2 separate regions of the Homo sapiens genome follow, and region 2 is linked to region 1. A link is a loop called in an ENCODE intact Hi-C map of the cell type or tissue named here. Cell type or tissue: Caco-2. All regions are shown on one strand. Each heading gives the region's core, and the rest is flanking DNA. Links, peaks and the distances in the headings are about the cores only. Region 1 overlaps TGFBR2 (transforming growth factor beta receptor 2). Region 2 overlaps LOC101927995 (a long non-coding RNA gene).

What was found. Hi-C counts contacts between places; a loop is a spot of excess contacts. Peaks named below come from ENCODE experiments on the same cell type or tissue, not always from the same donor. Only the 100,000 strongest peaks of a DNase experiment are listed, where the experiment ranks them.
Region 2: it touches region 1 in a loop (1.9-fold over the local background); 2 of 110 quality-filtered maps call a loop at or near these places.

The regions. Positions count from the first base shown.
Region 1 is chr3:30,623,298-30,628,684 of GRCh38, reverse strand. All of the region lies in intron 1 of TGFBR2 (transforming growth factor beta receptor 2), which reads right to left. It also overlaps the pseudogene KLHL25P1. Among named protein-coding and RNA genes, the nearest start is that of TGFBR2, 19 kb to the right of the region's middle. In Caco-2, for the core only: no CTCF peak of the experiment used is centred there; DNase peaks (open chromatin) are centred at 2,114 and 2,644.
Region 2 is chr3:30,442,837-30,448,223 of GRCh38, reverse strand. The region is part of intron 4 of LOC101927995 (a long non-coding RNA gene); the gene reads right to left. It overlaps LOC105377013 (a long non-coding RNA gene), which reads left to right. Exons shown (of 4, transcript XR_940683.2): 2 at 4,468-4,552. Among named protein-coding and RNA genes, the nearest start is that of LINC01985, 73 kb to the left of the region's middle. In Caco-2, for the core only: no CTCF peak of the experiment used is centred there; no DNase peak of the experiment used is centred there.

The sequences.
Region 1 (5,387 bases), core at 266-5,265:
CCTAAGGTATCAAGTAATTCTTATTAAGCCCCATTTCAATGACTGAAACCTAATGCAGAGCCCAGGCACACAGATTAAGTTTCCAGTCAAAGCCCACACAAGCCTAAAGAAAGGAAATTAACATTTTAGAGAAAAAAAAAAAAAAAAAAAAAAAAACCCACAGGCTTTTTCAAAGGCTTTTTTTTTTTTTTGGAGGATTTAAGTCACAGCATGCCAAATAAAGGTGAGTTTCTAGGAGAATACAGCACAGAGGTGACCAAGGTGGGTGAAATTTATTCACAGGGGAAAATCCAAATGCCTTCAGGGAAACCACTTTTGCAGGGTTCTTCTGATAAATACTGAACCCAATTAAAAGCATCCCTTCAGGGCAAGTTTTCTCCTAGGAGATTTCTATTGGCCGCTTTAACTTCCCTTTCCCCAGAATTTCCAGGAGAAGTTTGTAACGGTTTATAATCCCTACCACTCCATGCTCATAGACTTTAAGCATATTTTTCTCCCACAAGGCAGTACTATTTTTATAATCCTTTTAAGATTAAAACTAAAAACACAGATGATTAAAAAAAAAAAAAAAAGGCCTGGCTGCATCCTCCTACAATAAAGTATTATAATTGCAGTGCACTACTAAGTAGTATTTCCACAAACATTAGACTATCTGGTTTCCAGGACAAAGAAACAGCCTATAATTCCAAAGCACAGGAATGGAAAAGTACAAGTAATTTAATCTGTCCCACTGTGATTATAGGTGCTAAGAAATTACCTGAACGGACCTCTTTGGGACTTGAGAAGAATGGGGACTTTAATGATGCTCCATAACTGCCCTATTCATTATGATACCCAAGAGCCACCTGTGGCTATTTAAATTCAAGTTAACTGAAATAAAAATATATCTATATTTGAAATTCAGTTCCTTATTTGCACCTGCTACGTTTCAAGCCACATGTATCATCTAAGATGGTCTCAGACCCACTGTTCAATAGAACTTCCTGCAAAGGTGAAAATATCTTATACCAGTGCTGTCCTTAAACCTTAACACAGCCCAGGTATAAGATATTTTCATCTCTGCAGAAAGTTCTATTGAACAGTGGATCTAAGACCATCTTAGAGAGATAATTACATAATTTTTCCCAATTTCATAATAGAGATTATGAAGTAACAGCCTCCAAAATACAGGGTTTTTAGGCTACTGGCTACCTTCTACACTCAGGTGAACTTTTTGTAGTGGTTTACACATGTGTACCAATTGCCCTCATCTCCCCAGTTTCAAGTACATTAAAATGGCATTAGATGTAATAAAATACATGCCACTGAGACTCAGCTCAATTGAAACTTGAGTTTCTTCAGAATTCCAAACGATGGTGCATCTCTTTCTGAAACCTGAAGTGGGGACTTGTCAGGAAAATGTCTATGAGGGAGGCCTAGGAAAAAGAAGGCATTTTCCAAAATTAATAAATTTATTTCCTTGTTTTTTGTCACACCTTATTCCAGAGGTGTCTCTAGGCTACTGTGTGCGGAACGAGGTCTGGACAGAACCTAATGATAAATTGGGGGATACTGAAAGTCCTGGCACTCTAAGGAGCTTCCCCACACATCTTTAGATTTTTATTTCCCATGTGGGAAAAAAAGAAAGGGATTTCCTATCTTCCCATCACAAACTCCTGGCTTTGCAGTGGTTTTATTACGTCATTCCCCTACTTACAATCTGCCAGTGACTCAGAGAATTTAGCCCAAACTGGCACTTAAGGCTCCCATAATCTGATTACCTTTCTGCTGAATAACTCCTTTTATCAGAAACCCTTTGACCTGATAATTGCTGGCTTTCCTACCACCAAAATTTCTACCTCCCTACCAGATCTATCAGGTGGATTTTAAGGTCAAGAAGAGCATGCCCAAGGCAGCCTGCTCAGCCCCTGGAAGGAGTTCAGTGCCTTCACTGTTGGCTGTGAGGTTTACGTGATGGAGGGAAGAGACTCCAAGAATGGTGTCTGAAAGGATGCCTGGTGTCTGATGCTGCCCCTCAGGAGTGGTCCAAGGTGGTTCAAATACTGCCTGCTTTGGCCATGGCTGACAGAGCTGAAGAACTGCCTCTATATGGTGTGTGGACACACACCCCAGGCAGCCACTTGCCGGCTTCCCTCTGTTTCCTTGAAGGAAGTGGAGTAGCATGGCCCTGGGGCTAACAAGTGAACAATAGTGCCTGCCTTAAATCATACCCAGCCTTTCAGACCCAGGTCAAGTGTTTTCTCTTTTGGAAAATCATCCATTCCCCCCACTACCAGCCCCACCAAGAGTACTCTGCCTCCTCCGGTTTTGGTTTTTAACCATCTTTACTGTGAGGTATGCTTTTAGATAGGCCTGTATTTGCTCTGTTCTGCAGATGAGTTTCCAAAACCTTCTAAAACCTTGCTCATATTTGTTATGCTGGATTTAAAGTCAACAGATGGGAGTTTTCAACCCAGTAAATGGAATTTCTTTGCTGTGGGAAATCAAGTACTTTGACCTCTCTGGTGAAATTCTTCATTTGTAACCTCACTGGGTTAGGCTAGATTAGTGTTTCTCAACATGGTTCCACATCGGAATCATCTGGGGATCTTTTAAAACAATAATGATGCCAAAGTCCTACCCCAGGGCAATGAGTCAGAACTTCTAGGTGCTTGGCTCAGGCTTTGGAATTCTTTTAGAAGTTCGCAGGTGATCCTAACGTGCAGCCAGGGTTAGAAAAATAAACTGAGTTCAGGAAGGGACTTATGCTACATGGACTGGAGAATTCAATAGGAAAAAATGTAGTAGTTAGAGATGGGGCATGGTAGTACTGGACAGAGGCAGTCAGGCCCATAGGTGTTGCTTCTCATCTTTGCCTTGAGCTGTAACTAGAAAAACTGCAAACTGCATTATAACCAGAACATTATTATATACATATACATGTACAATCAAGCCCAACCCAATTAATTTTCTCATATGACTCAAACTCTAGTACCATTTGGAGATGAGGCAGGAATCATAAACATAATTGGCTGCAGGGCATTTAGTTGCCATTGTATAAATTCTTCCTGAAAAATAATTTTAGATTAATTTTTAAGTGTGGATTTTACAATTTCCTATCTTTTTAAAGGGTGGGAATCCTTTGCCAATTCCCAAGAGGACAATAAGCTTAAAGGAAGATAATGTCTGAAAGATCTGAGGACCAAGTTTCCTGAGAAAGCTGTATTTCTAAAGTTTTGACCCTACAAGGCAACATTAAAAGTAAGTTCAAGGAAACAAATGTGAGAAAGCATATCTCCCTTTAGATAACCTAGCAAAGAAGTTAAGAAGGGAAATAGTTCCTTAGATCAGAATTAACAGTTGTGGATAGCCTTCCCTTCAGAAAATTGCAATGCTAAACAGACGTTACACAAGCAATATATCCCTGCAACTTAATTTCTCTTCCTAGGATCTTTAATATTTTTCTTTTTTTATTCCATTAAACAAATATATATTGAGCATCACCTATCCACCAGATCTGAAGAAACACTATTTTTAATATGTTCAAAATTTGAGTCTTTTCTTGATACAATAACATCTGCCTTAACAGGAATCAGTATGTAAAAATTACAGTTTTTAAAGAATTATATAAAAGGTATTATTCCAGAAGACTTGCTATGGAATCCCTTTTAAAAAGGGCGTTCAGAAAAAGGTAACACTGAAATTTATTACAGTTTGAAGAAAATCACTCCAATTATAAATCCATGAACCCAGTCATTGTTTAATGAAGCTCATCTTTGCTGGAAAATCCCCACTGAGAACAAAGCATCACAATGATCCACACAGTCCTAATCAAGCCCACTGGAAAAATCACCCTGAAGAACACTGGTGGAAAACAGAAAGAAGTCCACACCACAGTGTGAGAGCTAATTTAATGTGTTCTTCAAGAAAAATTAAATAAAACAATATGACTCAATTTTTCTTTTATGTTGCAAGAAAAATAACATTTATATAAAGCTAGTAGTAGAAAAGCAGAAGTATAGCTTAGCTTTCTATGATGGCAAGTGAAATAGTTTCTGCTAATCAAAGTGATTCTTTTTTTTTTTTCCTTTGAGACGGAGTCTTGCTCTGTCGCCAGGCTGGAGTGCAGTGGCACGATCTCAGCTCACTGCAACCTCCGCCTCCCAGGTTCAAGTGATTCCCTTGCCTCAGCCTCCCGAATAGCTGGGACTAGAGGCACGTGCCACCACGCCCAGTTAATTTTTGTATTTTTAGTAGAGACGGGGTTTCACCATGTTGGCCAGGATGGTCTCAATCTCTTAACCTCGTGATCTGCCCTCCTCGGCCTCCCAAAGATCCGGGATTACAGGTGTGAGCCACCGTGCCTGGCCATCAAAGTGATTCTTAGCCATTTTCTTTGAAAATGTCAGTCATAGAGGTAGGCTCTGTTGCTCTTCAATGTATACCTTCTTTTATATAAAAGCAATTTGACTAAATATTAGATGTCTGTGTGAGTCGTGTTCTGCTACTCAAAACACTTCTTGTTCTGTTCTTCTCTATATTTTGTTTATTTGTTTGTTTTTTGAGATGGAATCTTGGTCTGTTGCCCAGGCTGGAGTGCAATGGCATGATCTCGGCTCACTGCAACCTCCACCTCCTGGGTTCAAGCGATTCTCCTGCCTCAGCCTCCCGAGTAGCTGTGATTACAGGCGCCCGCCACCATGCCCAGCTAATTTTTGTATTTTTTAGTAGAGATAGGGTTTCACCATGTTGGTCAGGCTGGTCTTGAACTCTTGACCTCAGGTGATCCACCTACCTTGGCCTCACAAAGTGCTGGGATTACAGGCATGAGCCACAGCGCCCAACCTCTTCTCTGTATGTTTATTCAGACATTCATGTTTAAGAATTTCTGAGAAAGGAAGCCAAAGATAATAATACCTGACCTCTATGTCTATATGATGAAGAAGTGCACTTCCTATGTAAAGATGCCCGTATTCCTGATTAGGTTAAGCAACTTGAAGTTCTAGTGAGGGGCAAAACTACAGGACTGCAGAAACTGGCATAGCCTTTTACACATGGCAGCATTTGTCTACTGATAATGGTGACACAACCTCCAAGAGGGCAGACCACACGGTGTATTAAAGAGAAGCTGTCCCCATAAGAAAAGGGGAAAAGTAAAATGACTCATTACATAGTTTGAAATCTCTTATGATGGGTGGACAAAACCCTCAAAGAAGAAATTCTCCAGTCTTAAATTGGGCTTTTAATGTTCGAGGCAAGAACAAGTCTCCTGATGAGTACACTGCCATCGCCTCTTTAACAATTTAGCTATGAAAATATGAAAATACGAGGAGACTATAGATTTTTATCTTAGATTTACTTACAAATTAAGCAGTGAGGGAGCATGACTAAAAATAGAAAAATGATGA
Region 2 (5,387 bases), core at 163-5,162, 180 kb after region 1:
GATGGGATGATTGGCTGGTGGAGTGAATGTAGGTGTTAACACCCACATAAAAATATACCCAAATTCCTGTCATTGTAGTCATGAATTTCAGTGACTTCTTGACTTACAGCTCTGGTAGATAAATACCCCTAAATAGTGCTCTTGATCTGATGACCAGGTAATGACAAAAAGATATTAAATTAAAAATCGTTAGCTCCTGCTAATGACATCTCTTCATGACTTTAGACTCTTGAGGTTGAAAGAAGCTTTAAAAGTTGCCATATGAGAGTTTCTTTTTTCTTGTTCTTGAATCTCTTTCTTAATCAATAATTGTCTTGACTCTGGATTGATATGCCTTGGCATTGGCAAATAATTACCTCCTAAATCTCTGTTAAAAGCTTTTTCTTATATAGACACAAATAATGTTATTATTGGTTTCCTACTGTGTGCCAAGCACTGTTTCACATAGCTTACACCCTTCGGCTCAAGTCCTAGCTCTTGGTGCCACAGAAAACCGTTTAAATTCATCTTTATGTGATGCACATTCAAGGATCTGAGGATGGCAATGGGATTCCTTTATGCACCCCATCTTCTCCAACCTGAATACTTTTCATTTGCAATTAGCCCTGGTAGTTTGACATCATCTCCTCATCATTTTTCTTGTTAATCAGTGTACCTGTAACCCAGATCTAGAGCCAAAACTGAATATGTTTCTTGTTTTAAATATAATAAATAAATTGTGTTTCCTATGATGTAACTACCCACACCCCGCCCCATTTTTGGCAGCTACTCTATTTTGTTAAAGTTGATTTATTCCAATTAGCATTTATCAAGAAACTACTATGTACCAAGTACTATTGTATGTTGAAGATAAAATACAAATCAGACATGGTTTTTGACATGACATCTATATTTGTATAAGGCCAGTGCATATGTTAAACACGTGACTAAGTATAATAAAATGTGCTTCATATGTTACCAGAAGCATCAAAATGCTCTGGCAGCATGGGAAAAAGCTTGATTCTGCATGGTTGTGCTGCTGCTGGTGGTAAAATCAAAAGGCTCATTTTGAGAGTAGCATTTGAACGGGATTGTTAAATGTTACTAGGGCATTTTCAAGGAAAGAAGACAACAGATGTATTGGAATCTTGAAATATTATAGGAAGATTAATAATAATAATAATAAAAGCAGATGTGGAAATATGAGCTATGTTTCAACAGTGGCTAATGGAATCAGGAATCAAGGACTGAGAGGAAGGAGAGGTACTGGCAGTAGAAGAGCAGGTTAGGACCAAACAGTGAATTCTGGGGAAAGGCATTTAGAGCTATGCCAAAGGTACTCATCACACAAAGTGTGGTCTGAAAATGAGCAGCACCATCACCACCAGAGAGCTTGTGAGAAATACAGAATCTCAGACCAGCTGACCTAGAATCTGCATCTTAAGAAGGTTGCCAGGTGGTTTCTGTGCTTACCGAAGTTTGAGATGCACTGCCAGAGGTGACAGACAACACTTTATGTAAGGTTTGGAGGTAAAGAAAGAAGTGAAAAGGGAATGTACATTTTTAGGGATACTGGTGTTATTTCACGTAACCCACACAATGTACTTCTATTACTGTCTCTTTACAGAAAAGAAAACTCACATCTGAGTAGGTTAATTCTATCGCCCACAGTCTTGATTTAATAAATGGTAGAGCAAGAATGTGGAGCCTGGTGTGTCTAGCTCCAAAGATTGCCTGGTTCCATTTCACGACTGAATGATTTTATCAGTTTGGGATTTTGAAAAGTTAAATGTAAGAGAGTCAATGAAGTGGGTTGAGACTGTTTTCTGTCAATTAGAAAATACCCATCATGTTCTTGTGAGGACTGAATGAGGCAGTTTATGGAAGCTGTGTGATGTATGGTGGGTAGGTGCTCAGGAGATGAAATCTGCCATTAGTAGTAACTGAACCCTAGAGTCTTTGTTGCACTCCCCTCTCCAGTATATGCTTACATAACCAAGTTCTTTATGGTCTCTTTTTCCTTTAATATTCAAATATCTACAATCTGACTTGTTGTCCTGAGTGACTGTGGAAAGTCTGGTCTTTTATTTTATCCCCCCTCCAGGCATATCGGAGAATGCCAGGGGATTGTTTACATGTTCTATGATTCCCACATGGTTTTCACTTGTCAACTGTACCAGACATCTCCTTCATATCTCCTTCCTCAGTACTGTTTCACCCTAACAATGGAACAGGCATCTCTATTAATTCCCCAAAGGACAATTAAGACCAAGGTTTGGAAAACAACAGCAGGAAACTACAACGCAGAGAATATGATTGGATTCTGAACAATAATTTTGAGTCTTTGTCCTATGGCTTTTCCCTTCCCTGACTCTTCCCTTGGCTTTGGTTTGCCTCGATGTTTCAGGGGCCACCCTCATGTCCCTCCACATGGATGCTCTGGTCGTTTCTATGCTGCTTTGAAGATAGGCTCCCAACTTTCTCTTGAGCTCAGGAAGAAGGAAAAAGAGTCCTCATTTCCCTCAATGGGGGACTTGTCTTTTGTTTTTTCTTCCCTAGGACTTGTAGAAATGAGGACATTCATGTTCTTCATGGGAAATAGCCATCTCCATTCAAAGAATGTAAACTGGCCTTCCATGTTTACATTAGGTAATCACAGTACTCACCATTTTATTTTCTGTCTGGTTAATTCAAACTAAAATGATACCTTAAGGGGGAAATTGAACAATCTTCAAAGAAAATAGTTCTTTGAAACTAACCCTCCAGCATTTCTTCTGTCAGGTCTACATGTTCCTCCTGATGTGGCTTGGTCTCCTAATCAATAAGCAGCTACTTTTAAAAGACACATGGGGGGACGGATAGCATTAGGAGATATACCTAATGCTAAATTACGAGTTAATGAGTGCAGCACACCAGCATGGCACATGCATACATATGTAACTAACCTGCACATTGTGCACATGTACCCTAAAACTTAAAGTATAATAAAAAAAAGACACATACACTTTAAGAACAAATAATATTCTTTTTAAAAGTTAATTCTTTTTATTGATACATAATAGTTGTGCATATTTATGGGGTACATGTGATATTTTGATACATGCATACAATGTGTAATGATCAAATCAGGGTAATTGAGATATCCATCACCTCAATTATCATTTCTTAAGAACACACAACCTTCTTACAGAAGGAATTCTAACATGTAAACAGAACATTTAATATCTCAGCCTGAATTAGGCCTTCCCAAGGACAGTGAGTAGATATTTGAATTATAACTGCATAGCATAATGGGCTTAGTAAGCCCACTACACTATCTCCTGGAACTGGCACATGCCATCACTCATAGAACAGGTGTGTTTATGAGGGTCTGTGTGTGTGTGTGTGTGCGTGTGTGTGTCAAAAAGAACCACAAGGTTACAGAAAAATTTAGTCTATCCAATTGCCACATTTTTTGACACCATGTTGACACAATATGTCACAGAAACTGACAGCATCCAAACATTGAAACATAGCTGTTTCTTGATTTAAAGATCATGAAATTAGAAGCACTCTGTGTTAAGGGTAGGGGGAGTGGTCTCCAAAGACAGTGCACATACACCCCAAAGACAAGCTTTATAATCACCTTGAAAGCAAAAACTTCCTATAATCCTCCAAATGGTGTGACACGCTTCAGCTCTTTGGATATGTTTTTCTCCCTGGACTGCTCTATTACCCCATGCCCTGTTGTTTGTCTTGGATACAAGATGAAGATTTTCTACTTAGACCTCTGAAAATTATTCAGGTCATGTTTAGCTACAGAATGTTTTGCTGCCTCCACCGGATGGAATCTATTTTTAAAATTTGGAGTTTGAAGGACTAAAAGGAAAGAGAAAACATGATGCTTTATTGGTTTTAAGGCAGTTGTTTTTATGTGTTTCAAGTCATACACTCTTGTGTACTTAAAAGGAATGGGACTTAGCCTCTAAGAAATGCACTTACAGATGACATTAGAGTTTAAGAGACCTAATGTATTTTTTTCAAACCTTTCCTGGACTCCCTCCATGAGGCCTCTTGGTTTAAGATTAGTTTAGACAATATTGTAGTATCTTTCAGTGAAAGAAAATATTAATAACTTTAATAAAGAGGAAGATTATATGCCTATAAAAATTAATCTCAACATTGCAACCTTGCTTCAGTCTGAGGCAAAAGAGGGCCTTCATCTGTTACCACGATGGTTTCCCAGAGGCCAATCAAGTTGTTGACCAGATTTATCTCTGTAGCAGTTAATGCTGAATGTCTGCGGTTTGAATGGCTTGTGAGTAGAAGCCATAAATCAATTGTTGGGTATTGCTCATTTTTGTGGTTTATTCTTCAAAATATAGCCAAAGACAGTAGCAATTTAGAGGATTTTGTTTCTTGGCGAATAGGTATTTCCTTTTTTACACATACATTAACTTGCCGAGTGACAGTATGTGAAAATCATTTCTGCTCTTTGAATACTTGCAGGATATTCTATCACTCTAACTGATGGAAGTTCTTCAAGGAAGCTTTTCTCACAACTTACCTTTTTCTTCTAGCAAAGGGACCATTTGTGAGTATTCTTTGAAACCTAATAGTTTGTTTTGTGTGTTGGTGTATGTATGTGTGTCTGAGAGAGAGAGAGAATTTTACAAAATTGAGTCAAACTAGGATTATTGATTTGTGAACAGTAGGATATTCTATGTTTCTCAAAATAATGGAAAAAGGTCAGCACAAAATTTGTATCACTTAGATTTTTAATAAACAAGAGAAATAATGCCAGATTTTAGAACAAGGACTCAAGTAGCGTAGACTTCAAAAGGTGCTTCTCTGAGGTGTAGGCATTTTAGAAGTCAAATTGTGAGAGGAGCCTCAAAGTGTATTTCCCTCTTAAGTGTCACCTCATTTTAAACCTTGAAGACTCAGGTTTTACCATATCCTTGATATAGGATCACTGCTTTATAAAGTGTTCAAGTAAAGTCTCAAATGTTAAATAATGTTAATACAAAATAATTCCTTAGTTCACAGAAAACTTGAGATTTTTTTTTTTACTCTGGTCCAACTCGCCAGCATATCTGACCTGGACTATAGCAGTTGACTCCTAGCTGGGTCTTCCTTTTCCTACCCTCGTCTCCCTGTCATCCATTGTCCACAAAGCAGTCACAAAGGCTGATATCAACCTTAAGACTATTCAGGACTTTATATCACACTTGGAATAAAATCCATACTCTCTCTTTTGGCCTGGGTGACTCTTCTTGATCTAGCCCTTACCTCATTCTGGGAATCCCATTTCGTACCACTTGTTCACAGTGCCTCAGCCCTACTGGCTACTCTCTAGTCTGTTTCTTGAACAAGCTAAGGCCATATTTCCTAGCACGTGCTATATCCTTGTTTACAAATGTAAATGG